2 separate regions of the Homo sapiens genome follow, and region 2 is linked to region 1. The links are chromatin contacts, found by Hi-C in ENCODE. All regions are on one chromosome and are shown on one strand. Each heading gives the region's core, a stretch centred on a gene start or an enhancer-like site at or near the end of the contact. The rest is flanking DNA. Distances are from core to core; before and after follow the strand shown. Region 1 holds the start of ZNF184 (zinc finger protein 184). Region 2 holds the start of ZSCAN16 (zinc finger and SCAN domain containing 16).

Region 1 (4,864 bases), core at 425-2,924:
TTTACAGTACATCACTGATAGTTTTTAAAGCAAATGTGATCTAATGCCAAACAGCGGAAGTATAATCCGAGTCAAAGGAAGTAGTACATTATCCTCTCAGGTACTTTTCAAAGCACATCCAAAGAGCTATGTTTACCATTAGGCACTGCATTTTAAGAAAAATGCTGACAAGCAGGAGAGTTTTCAGAGAAAGGTCTAGATACATCACATAGACCAATCAAAAGAAGTGAGGCTATATTGCTTAGAAAAGAATTTATGAGGAGGAGTTGTAACAGCTGAATTCACATATCTTAAGGGCAGCAGTGTGAAAGAAAGAACAGACAGTTTCCTTTTCTTTGGAGGACTAAGAACTAAGATCAACACAAAAGTTACAGGGACAAGTACATCTGTTTAATATAAGAAACTAAAAAAGAAAGCCAACAAGGGAATAGTCTGCACCCAAAATGGCGAGTTTAATGCCACACTAGTTCGGGCATAGGGTTGACAGACAGCCGTCTGCCAAGGAGATTTCAAAACTGACTCTTTCATTGAAGGGATAATTGCCAAGATGTCTTCTGACTTCAAGATTATAATTTTAATATTTAATATTCAGAAGTCATGTGGGGATCACAGATATTCTGAATGATTATGTCTTTTCATTCCCCAATGGAACGAAAGAAAAAAATAAACTCCTCTCCCAAGTATCTCTCTATAAAACAGAATCTCTCCCTACAATGTAATTCGGTTTCTTTGCTAATCCCTAAGCATACCGTTCCTTCCTTCCAAATCTCCTGCTCTGATCTCAAGTATTTGATACTCCAGTCATGACTGTTCTCAAGCCTCCATCACCCCGCTCTCCCCCAAGTCGACCCCACTACCTTCCATCTCAGGAGCTCATCCCGTTCCTCTGGAACTTGAACACCAGGGTTCGCCAGGCAGCGTTCCTTCAGCTGGTATCTCGGTCTAGGACTCAGATGTCTAACTCCCCTTGCAGGGAATCTGCAACACGCTGAGGTTGTCTACCCTAAAAGACACAGGATGGCGTCAGCAGCATACGTCACACAATCACACATCAGAGTCTTGCAAAGTGACCAAGAGGTGCTACACAAGAGAAGTGCCCCAAGAGAGCACTAGAGAGGTGTGTGGCACTCCGATGAACAAAACAGAGTGGAGATCGGGTACGCGGGTTCTGCTTCAGATCCAAAAAACCCTTGGTGCCCACCCTAGAATCTGGCCGGGGCATCCACAGACCTGGTGTGTTCCCTCTGTGCACACTTGTGACTCACACCCCTGCGAGCTCGGATAACACGAAGACACACCTGTTGCAGAGCGTTAAAGCTGGAAGGTGGACAAACAGGGCGGGGCCCGGCACCCGACTTCCCCTTAGGCCAGAACAAAAGAACAAAGCCCTCCAAGGGATCAGGGCGGGACCGCCCCGCACAGAAGGAGGCGAGGTGCGCCCCCTTCGAGGACTCCCCAGCTTTCTCCTGCAGAGGCCTCTAAGCGCGAAATCAGAAGGGTGACGTCACGAGTCCGGAGGGCTGGCTGTTGCCATGGTGATACCTGAGCTCCCCTCCCCCTATAGCGATCCACACACTCTGATCCCGGGTCCGGAAGCGCATTGACCGCCACCAGACCTAACGCAGGGAGCCGAAGCAACTGGACTTCCAGCGCGCCAACCTCTTTCCACGCCTACAACCGGCTTCAACGGTCACTTCCGGTCGTTACGAGCGAGCCCCGCCCCGCACGCCGGCGCCGGGCGGGCACACTGGACCAGCGTTCCCAGAACACTCCGCGAAGGTGTTCCTGAACTTCATTTCCCAGAGGCTTTAGCTAACGTGTACTTTCGCCCTGCGATGGGCCGCACATTTTCGCCGCCAGTCTTTTGCTCCTGTTTCAGGTATGCGTGTGCATTGTAAACTTGTCTGACTGAACTGATTATAAGAAATGCACGTCTACTGACCGAGCGCAGTGGCTCACGTCTGTAATCTGAGCACTTTGGGAGGCCGAGGTGGGTGGATCACTAGGTCAGGAGTTCGAGACTCAGCCTGGCCAATATGGTGACACCCCGTCTCTACTAAAAATACAAAAATTAGCCGGGCGTGGTGGCGCGCGCCTGTAGCTACTCAGGAGGCAGAGGCAGAAGAATCGCTTGAACCCGGGAGGAAGAGGTTGCAGTCAGCCGAGATCGCGCCACTGCACTCCAGCCTGGGCGGCAGAGCGAGACTCCGTCTCAAAAAAACAAAACAACAAAAAAAAAAAAAAGAAAGAAAGAAAAGAAAAAAAAGAAATACACGTCTACACACAGTTTTAAAACGCAAACAATCGTTACCTTTATTACATGTTCTACCTTCTATTTTCTGTTCTACTCTTTTGTCGTTTTGAAAATACTGGTAGTTACCCATTAAAATTGTTTTCACGACTCTCAAATGAGTGGCGACCAACTTTTTTTTTTTTTTTTTTTTTTTTGAGACGGAATCTAGCTCTGTTGCTCAGGCTGGAGTGCAATGGCGCGATCTCGGCTCGCTGCAACCTCCACCTCCCGGGTTCAAGCGATTCTCCTGCCTCAGCCTCCCGAGTAGCTGGGATTACAGGCATGCACCACCATCCCCGGCTAATTTTTGTATTTTTAGTAGAGACGAGGGGGTCACCATGTTGGCCAGGCTGGTCTCGAACTCCTGACCTCAAGTGATCCGCCCGCCTCGGCCTCCCAAAGTGCTGGGATTGCAGGCGTGAGCCACTGCGCCCGGCCCCAACATGTTTTTCTAATGCTTAAGGAAACCCGGAGATAATATTCCCATGTTTTGCCACTTAGTAAAGCATTTTATATGCCTGTGTCAGCGAGCACATAGCTGCAAGTGTAGCCCATGGCCAGTCTGTCACTGTGTCCTTGGCAGAAAAAAAGAATCCAACAAATCGGTAGGTTTTTATATTTAAGACATGGCACTTGCATTTTATTATGCTGGCGTGCATCCCCAGCATTTGGATAAGGGGCCAAGGTCAAGTCTCTCAGACTGTTGGCTGACAAACATTAAACCTGGAAATCCTAACAGAGTGTATGAAAAACAATTACAGTCAAGGGAACATGATAGAGAAAGCTTCGGTCATCTTAGAGAATGCATATATTGCCATGAAGAGAACATTGGTTTAAAAAAAAATGTTCAAGAGAATGAAAAGACAAGTCACAGACTGGGAGAAAATACTTGCAAAGTACATATCTGATAAAGAACTGATATCCAAAATATATAAGAACTCTTAAAACTCAACAATAAGGAGACAAACCGATTAAAAAAATAGGCCAAAGACCCTAACAGATGTCACCAAAGAAGATATGCAGATGGAAAATAAGCATATGAAAAGATGCTCCACATATGTCCTCAGTGAAATGCAAATTAAAACAATGGGATGCCACTATACACCTGTCAAAATGGCCAAAATCCAGAACCCTGACAATACCAAATGCTGACAAGGATGTGGAGCACAGGAACTTTCATTCATTGCTGGTGGGAATGCAAAATATTAGAGTTACGTTGGAGGACAGTTTGACAATTTCTTACAAAACTAAACATACTCTTACCATATGATCTAGTAATTGTGTTCCTTGGTATTTATGCAAAGGAGTTGAAAATGTATGTCCACACAAAACGTGCCCAAGAATGTTTATAGCAGCTTTGTTCATGATAGGCAAAACTTGGAAGCAGCCAGATGTCCTTCAGTACATGAATGAATACATAAACTATGGTACATTCAGACAATGGAACATTCAGTAAGGAAAAGAAATGAGCTATCAAGCTACCAAAAAGGAAGAACAGAAGAATATTAAGTGCGTATTGGTGAGTGAAAGAAGTCAATCTGGAAAAGGCTATATACTGTATAATTCCATCTACATAACATTCCTGAAAAGGCTAATCTATGGAAACAGCAAAGATTGGTGGTTGCCAGGGGCTTAGGGGGAGGGAAAAAGGGAAGAATAAGTGACATTCAGTGGATTTTAAGAGGGAAGAATAAGTGACGTTCAGTGGATTTTAAGAGGGAAGAATAAGTGACGTTCAGTGGATTTTTAAGGCAGTGAAACTATTCTGTATGATATTGTAATGGCGAATACATGTTGTTATACATTTGTTAAAACCCATAGAATATACAGCACAAAGAGTGAACCGTAATATAAACTATGGTCTTTAGTTAATAATAATTTATCAACATTGGCTCATCAATTTTAACAGATGTACCACACTAGTGCAAGATGTTAATAATAGAGAAACTGGGGGAGGAGGGGAGAAGGAAGGAGTATACTGAAACTCTACTTTCTGCTCAATTTTTCTATAAACCTAAAACTGTTCCCAAAATGTTCTATTAAATTTAAAATATAAGAATGTTAAATATGCTTATGGTAAGGTCTCAGAAGGAAATTAATGACATGCAATTAGAAACTGAAGGAATGGTTATCTTGTTATAAAGTGGGAGAGCCTTGGCTGAATTGTATTCTATATTTGGGTGGAAAACAGAATTTGTACATGATGAACTTGAATATTTAGTTAAGAAGACTTCCAAGTAAAATGTGGAATGTGCAACCTGGTTAGTTATTGCTGCTTATGGTGAAATGCATGAGGAAAGAAATAAACTGAGGAAGGAACTATTCAGCACAAAGGAACCAGCACTCATGATTTGGAAAACTTTTAGCCATACCTTATACAAATGAGGCTTTCAATACATGTTGAGGACACAGAAAGATATAATTTTTGTCTTCAGTGACTTCTCTATATGTTGCACAAAGTGGCCTCCAACTCCTGACCTCAAGCAATCCTCCCACCTCGGCCTTCCTAAATGCTGGGGTTACAGTCCATAAGCCACTGAACCCAGCCCTCAGAAACCTTTTGTGCTTAAA
Region 2 (5,560 bases), core at 137-2,636, 650 kb after region 1:
GAAAAGGAAAGAAAAGAGAAAAGAAAATAAACTGAGTAGCTTATCATTTTATCATTTTAGAGTAAAAATACCCTTGCACTCACCCAAGGCTCTCACTATCTCTCCACCCAACGCTCTTTTGCTCACTCAGCTCCAGAAAAACAAGCACCCTTCCTTTGCCCAAAATACTTAAAACACACTCCACTCCAGGCTTTTGCATTTGTTATCCCTCTCCCTGAAACATCTTTATCCCTGATGGCCCATTCCCTCAGCTCCCTCAATCTTTGCTCAAATGTCAATTTCCTAGTCAGGTCCTCCATGAATATCCTATTTAAATTGCATCACTTCATTCTCACCCCAAATTCCCTATTTCCTTTATTTTCTCCTTAGAACTGATATCCACTCTCTATACACTATGTATATTTTTTGGTTTATTGCCTGCCTCCCCAGCACACACACACACACACACACACATACACACACACACAAGATTATAAATTCCATGAAAGGAAGGGCATTGTTTTGCTCAAAATTAGTTCCAGCTTCCACAATAGTGCCTGGCATAGTAGATAAATCAATATTTGTGTAAGAAAGGAGAAGAGGGAGTAAAAAACTAAGAGCATTTTTCACCCATCAATTTGGCAAAGATCAAAATATTTTATAACACTGTGTTGACAAGTATAGGTAAATAAGAATACTGCTAGTAGATCCTATGATTGGTGATTTGGCATTAACAAAAGTACAAATTTCCCTATTCTATGCTGTAGTAATTCCCTTTCTAGACATACAGACTATGGATATATCCTTACACATGAAAAATGATGTGAGTTCACAGTAAGTTATTGCAGCAATGTTTGAAAAAGAAGAATTGGAAACAACCTCATGACCACCAATGGGGTACTTATTAACAAATTATAGAACATAATACACAGTTGAATACCGTGCAGTTGTTTAAAAAAGAGCAAGATCAAGGAAACACTTATGTACAGCCTTTACCAAGACCACCTGGTAAAAAGAAAAATAAGAAAGGTACAGAAGTGCTACTATTTGTGCAGAGGGGAAAAAGCGCGGACAATCTATAACGGTGTAATATATCTACGGAAGGATATACAAGTCACGAAAAATATTGTCAAACTAGACGCTGGGGGACATTTACTCTTTTTAATAAATGTATGTGAATGCATTACTTATCCATATTACTCAATAATTAAACCGAAAAACGTTTTAAAGAAGTACAAATAAGACTTGCTCGCAGATCCCGCAATCCCATCAATACGAGGCGTAAAAGCCGGGTCCTCCACTGGCTAGGGCCGAGGAGGCAAGCACTCAAGCTGCCACAGAGGCGAAGCTTCCTAGAGCGGCCCGGAAGTGCCCGGCTGAAGCGGCCGGGCGCCGATTGGTGTCTTTGAGTCTAGTCTTTGTTCGGGGCTGTCCAAAGGACGCTAGCTGTTGCACCTGTTCCTCCCTGCGCGTAAGGTGAGTGTCTCCCGGCTCCCAGGTGGAGAAAAGGGGACAAGACGCAGCTGTGGTCAGCAGCAACACCCTCCCCACACCTCCCTGTCGCGGGCAGAGTGTAACACTCCTGTCCCTCCCTCCGCCCCCCAACAGATCTACAGGAGAGGATTTGGCCCAGCCTTCCGGGAGAGGATGGGTGGAAGGGGGACACTGGTTGCGGGTTCCTCTGCAGAGGCATCTGTCTGATCCCCTTCCAGGGTTGGCACACATATCCTATAACCAGTGAATCCTGGGGGCACAAGCTGGCCCGTGCATCTCATGGTAACAGAATGAAGAGCCTTTTAACAAAGCCGTTAATAATACTTGGCGTTTATTTAGTGCTTACTAGTGCCCGCTGCCATGCCAGGGACGTTGCATACGTTCTCATGTAATCTGTATATCAACCCTGTAACACACATGAGAATTGTACCTGAGGATCTGTAGTTCTAGTCCAGATAAATAACTTCCTCTAAGTTACACAATAGAGCACAGATTCAAATCATATCCCTGCGTCACTGTTTTTTGTTTTGTTTTGTTTTGTTTTGTTTCAGCTTCCTATAAGACTGTTTTCTCTGATTGACTTCTGGTGGCTTGGCTTCATTATGATGTGTTTATGTTCACAGAAATTTTTGTAATTTCTCTATGGTAACAACTTTTTATGCCTTAGGAGTGTCTCTGAGGCAGGATTCTAAGAGATTCTCTTTGACTCAATCCCAGATAGAGGATAAATCTCCTGGCAAAGCCCAGAATGACCACAGCCCTGGAACCTGAGGACCAAAAAGGACTTCTGATAATTAAGGCAGAGGACCATTACTGGGGACAGGATTCCAGCTCACAAAAGTGCAGTCCTCACAGGAGGGAACTCTATAGACAACACTTCAGGAAGCTCTGCTATCAGGATGCACCTGGACCCCGTGAAGCTCTTACCCAGCTGTGGGAGCTCTGCCGTCAGTGGCTGAGGCCAGAATGCCACACCAAGGAGCAGATTTTAGACCTGCTGGTGCTAGAACAGTTCCTGAGCATTCTTCCTAAAGACCTGCAAGCATGGGTGCGTGCACACCATCCAGAGACTGGAGAGGAGGCAGTGACGGTACTGGAGGATCTGGAGAGAGAGCTTGATGAACCTGGAAAGCAGGTGTGAAGGGGCAGTCATCTGGCTGTGAGTGATCAGGGGATATGGATGGAGCCAAAGCAAAAGGCATATGAAAGAACATCTGAAAATATTTATCCTCTAAAGAACAAGGCATAGGAAGGGACCTGACTACCTATGTCAAATAATTAAAGTGTGGCTGGGTAAAGAGAGGAGAGTCACTAGACTGATTCTATGCCTGTTTGGAAGGCTAGGATCAGTGGGAAGTTACCAAAAGGCAATCAGGTATCAGAGGAAAAGAAATAATTTTCTGCCATTCATAGATACCCATAAATAAAATAGGCTACCCCATAAGAAACTCCCTTTCCATATAGGTATTCAAGCGGAGATTCAAGTAGATGTCAAGGATATTGCAGAATAGGACTGTCCAACAGAAATATAATGCAAGCTGTATATGTATTTAAATTTTCTAGTAGCCACATTAAAAAAAAAGGTGAAATATATATTTTATTTAGCCCACAATATTTAATCATGTAATCAATATTTTTAATGAGGTATTTTAGATATCTGTGCTTTAAATTTTCAAAATTTGGTATGTATCTTACATTTAGCTTATCTCATTTGTACTAGCCATATTTTAAGTACTCAGTAACCACATTTTGCTAGTGACTACCATATCGGATAGCATGGTTATAGAAGAAATGCTCCCATTTGCTGGAAGTTGGGCTAGATGATTTTTAAGCTACCTTCCAAATCCCAGTGCTCTGATCCTGGACTTCTGCAGATCAATGAAAGAAGAGACGTTGAATTTTACTCTCTAGTGTCCTGAATTGTAGAGATTAGCCTCTGTTCCTTCTCCTAGCCATTATTGCCATTTACAATGAAATGAGAATTTGTCCCCCCTTTCTATGTCCCTGGAAGATGTTTCATTTGATTGTTTTATCTGAAGTTACTTAAGTTTCCATAAAATTCACCTTACACACCTCATTTTCCCTAGGTCCCAGGCAATTCAGAAAGACGGGACATACTCATGGACAAGTTGGCCCCCTTGGGAAGGCCATATGAATCACTGACTGTCCAGCTCCATCCCAAAAAGACCCAGCTGGAGCAGGAAGCTGGGAAACCACAAAGGAATGGTAAGCAGGAACAGTTCTGAGTGTATGAGGGTAGAGGTACTTCCTTAGGTTAGAGGAAAACTTTCTCACTTTCATCTTCTCCTTTTAAAGATTTCCTGCTTGTCCTCCACCTCACTATGGACAATTTTATCCTCCTCTTACCCTTGCTCCATGATGGAGTTATATTTTAGTTTCTCACTAGACAAAAAAGCTGCTATTTGGCCCAAGGGATGAGGATGGAGTTTATTTAATATCCTTATAATTCTGTTGTTATCTAATGATTCTTGTTCCAAATCCCCCTAAATTTCCATTTTGAGACAGGAGAACTTATGGCACTCTGTATTAGTCAGCGAGGCCTGTCATACAGAATACCATGGACTTATGGGTGGCTTAACAGAAATTTATTTTCTCACAGTTCTGGAGGCTGGAAGTCCAAGATGAATATGCTTACAGGGTTAGTTACTAGTAAGGCTACTCTCCTTGGCTTGCAGACCTCTTGCTGTGTCTTCACATGGCCTTTCTCTGTACACACACACTCCTGGTGTCTCTTCCTCTTGTAAGGACACTAGTACTATTGGATTAGGGTCCTACCCTTATGACCTTATTCAACCTTAATTACTTCATTAAAGCCCTATCGTCATATACAGTAATGTTTGAAAGGGGTTAGGGCTTCAATGTATGAATTTGTGGAGGAAGACAAGTCAATCTATAACACATTCCCATGATGAAAGAAGTAGGGAAGAGAGACAATGATCAGTCAATACAGCAAAGTTTCTTGTTTTTATCTGCATGTCAAATTAATTGGGTTTTATCCCCCATCCCAGCTCCCTAATTACAAACTAGGGTGTCTAGTGTATCCCCAGGCTACATTAAAAAGCTGGTGAATTTTAAATTCCAGTTTATCCAAACCCTACCTTTTTCAGTGCTCACCACCCTTTCTCTAGAGGCTCCCATGTCTAATAATGCCTCTCCGGGTAGTTCCTTATACTCTAGCCTATTTTGTATTCTTACTACTTAAGTTTTACCAATATCCCATCCTGTAGGATCCCTACCAGATGATTTGTCTAATCTGAAAAATTATTTTGAGCTAAGATGTTCCTAGCTGCTATCTGGAAAGGATGACATTTAATTATATGTAATGTAAAGAAGCCTTTCAGTGCTTTAACTCTAGGAGTGGAGTGCTGGTTACTGTTTGGCTTTAGAAGTGACGTTAAGAACCTCCTATCTGTTCTTTTTTATTTTTATTTTATTTTATTTTTTTTAGAGGAGAGGTCTCACTATGTTTCCCAGGCTTGTCTCAAACTCCTGGGCTCAAGTGATCTTTCCACCTTAGCTTCCCAAAGTGCTAGGATTATAAGCATGAGCCACTGTGCCTGGCTCAACCTGTCTTTTGATTCATTCATCTTTCACTGAGTATTTACTAAATAGCAGCTATATGCCAGACACTATACTAAATGTAAGGAATCCAAAGGTTAGACACTTACATTACTTCTCTTCAAGAAGCAGGAGAGTGAGCACTTACAATAGTGTAATAATTACCATACTAGAGATACACCGTGAACTACAAAGAGGATAGCTATCCCTGAGGTGCACCTGCAAAAATATCACAGAGTAGGCTTGCTTGAGCTGAGAAGGTCAGGTGGGAGCTGAAAGGGGGTGACATTTTAGGCAAAGAAACGGTGAAAAAAAATAGCATCAGAGAATAACATTCTAAGAATAGCAACTGCTCTGAGTTTGATTCTGATAAGGAGTCGTCTGTAGGAGGGAAAATCAGCAATGTGTGTTTTAATAAACGATCCAGCTGATTCTGATGCACAATAAGGTTAGAAACCACCGAGCTAGGATTTAGACAGGAGGTGATGACAGCAAGGACATCAGTTTC

What was found. Hi-C counts contacts between places; a loop is a spot of excess contacts on that map. Pooled maps may share reads with other maps.
Region 2: a loop to region 1 is called in a pooled map, with 2.8 times the contacts of the local background. The contact joins the promoter of ZSCAN16 here to the promoter of ZNF184 in region 1. A Hi-C loop is called at or near these places in 3 of 168 maps with a recorded cell type or tissue (B cell, CD14-positive monocyte and gastrocnemius medialis), 1 of 37 single-sample maps with no recorded cell type and 23 of 50 pooled maps.

The regions. Positions count from the first base shown.
Region 1 is chr6:27,471,431-27,476,294 of GRCh38, forward strand. ZNF184 (zinc finger protein 184) reads right to left here and starts at 1,675. Exons shown (of 6, transcript NM_001318891.2): 1 at 1,299-1,675; 2 at 858-1,003. The coding sequence starts at 864. LOC105375001 (a long non-coding RNA gene) reads left to right here and starts at 1,694. Exons shown (of 2, transcript XR_926664.4): 1 at 1,694-1,879; 2 at 3,664-4,550. RefSeq lists enhancers at 797-926, 1,257-1,346, 1,367-1,466, 1,527-1,686.
Region 2 is chr6:28,123,223-28,128,782 of GRCh38, forward strand. ZSCAN16 (zinc finger and SCAN domain containing 16) reads left to right here and starts at 1,387. Exons shown (of 4, transcript NM_025231.3): 1 at 1,387-1,455; 2 at 2,191-2,608; 3 at 3,561-3,699. The coding sequence starts at 2,222. The region is part of intron 1 of ZSCAN16-AS1 (ZSCAN16 antisense RNA 1); the gene reads right to left. RefSeq lists an enhancer at 1,031-1,532.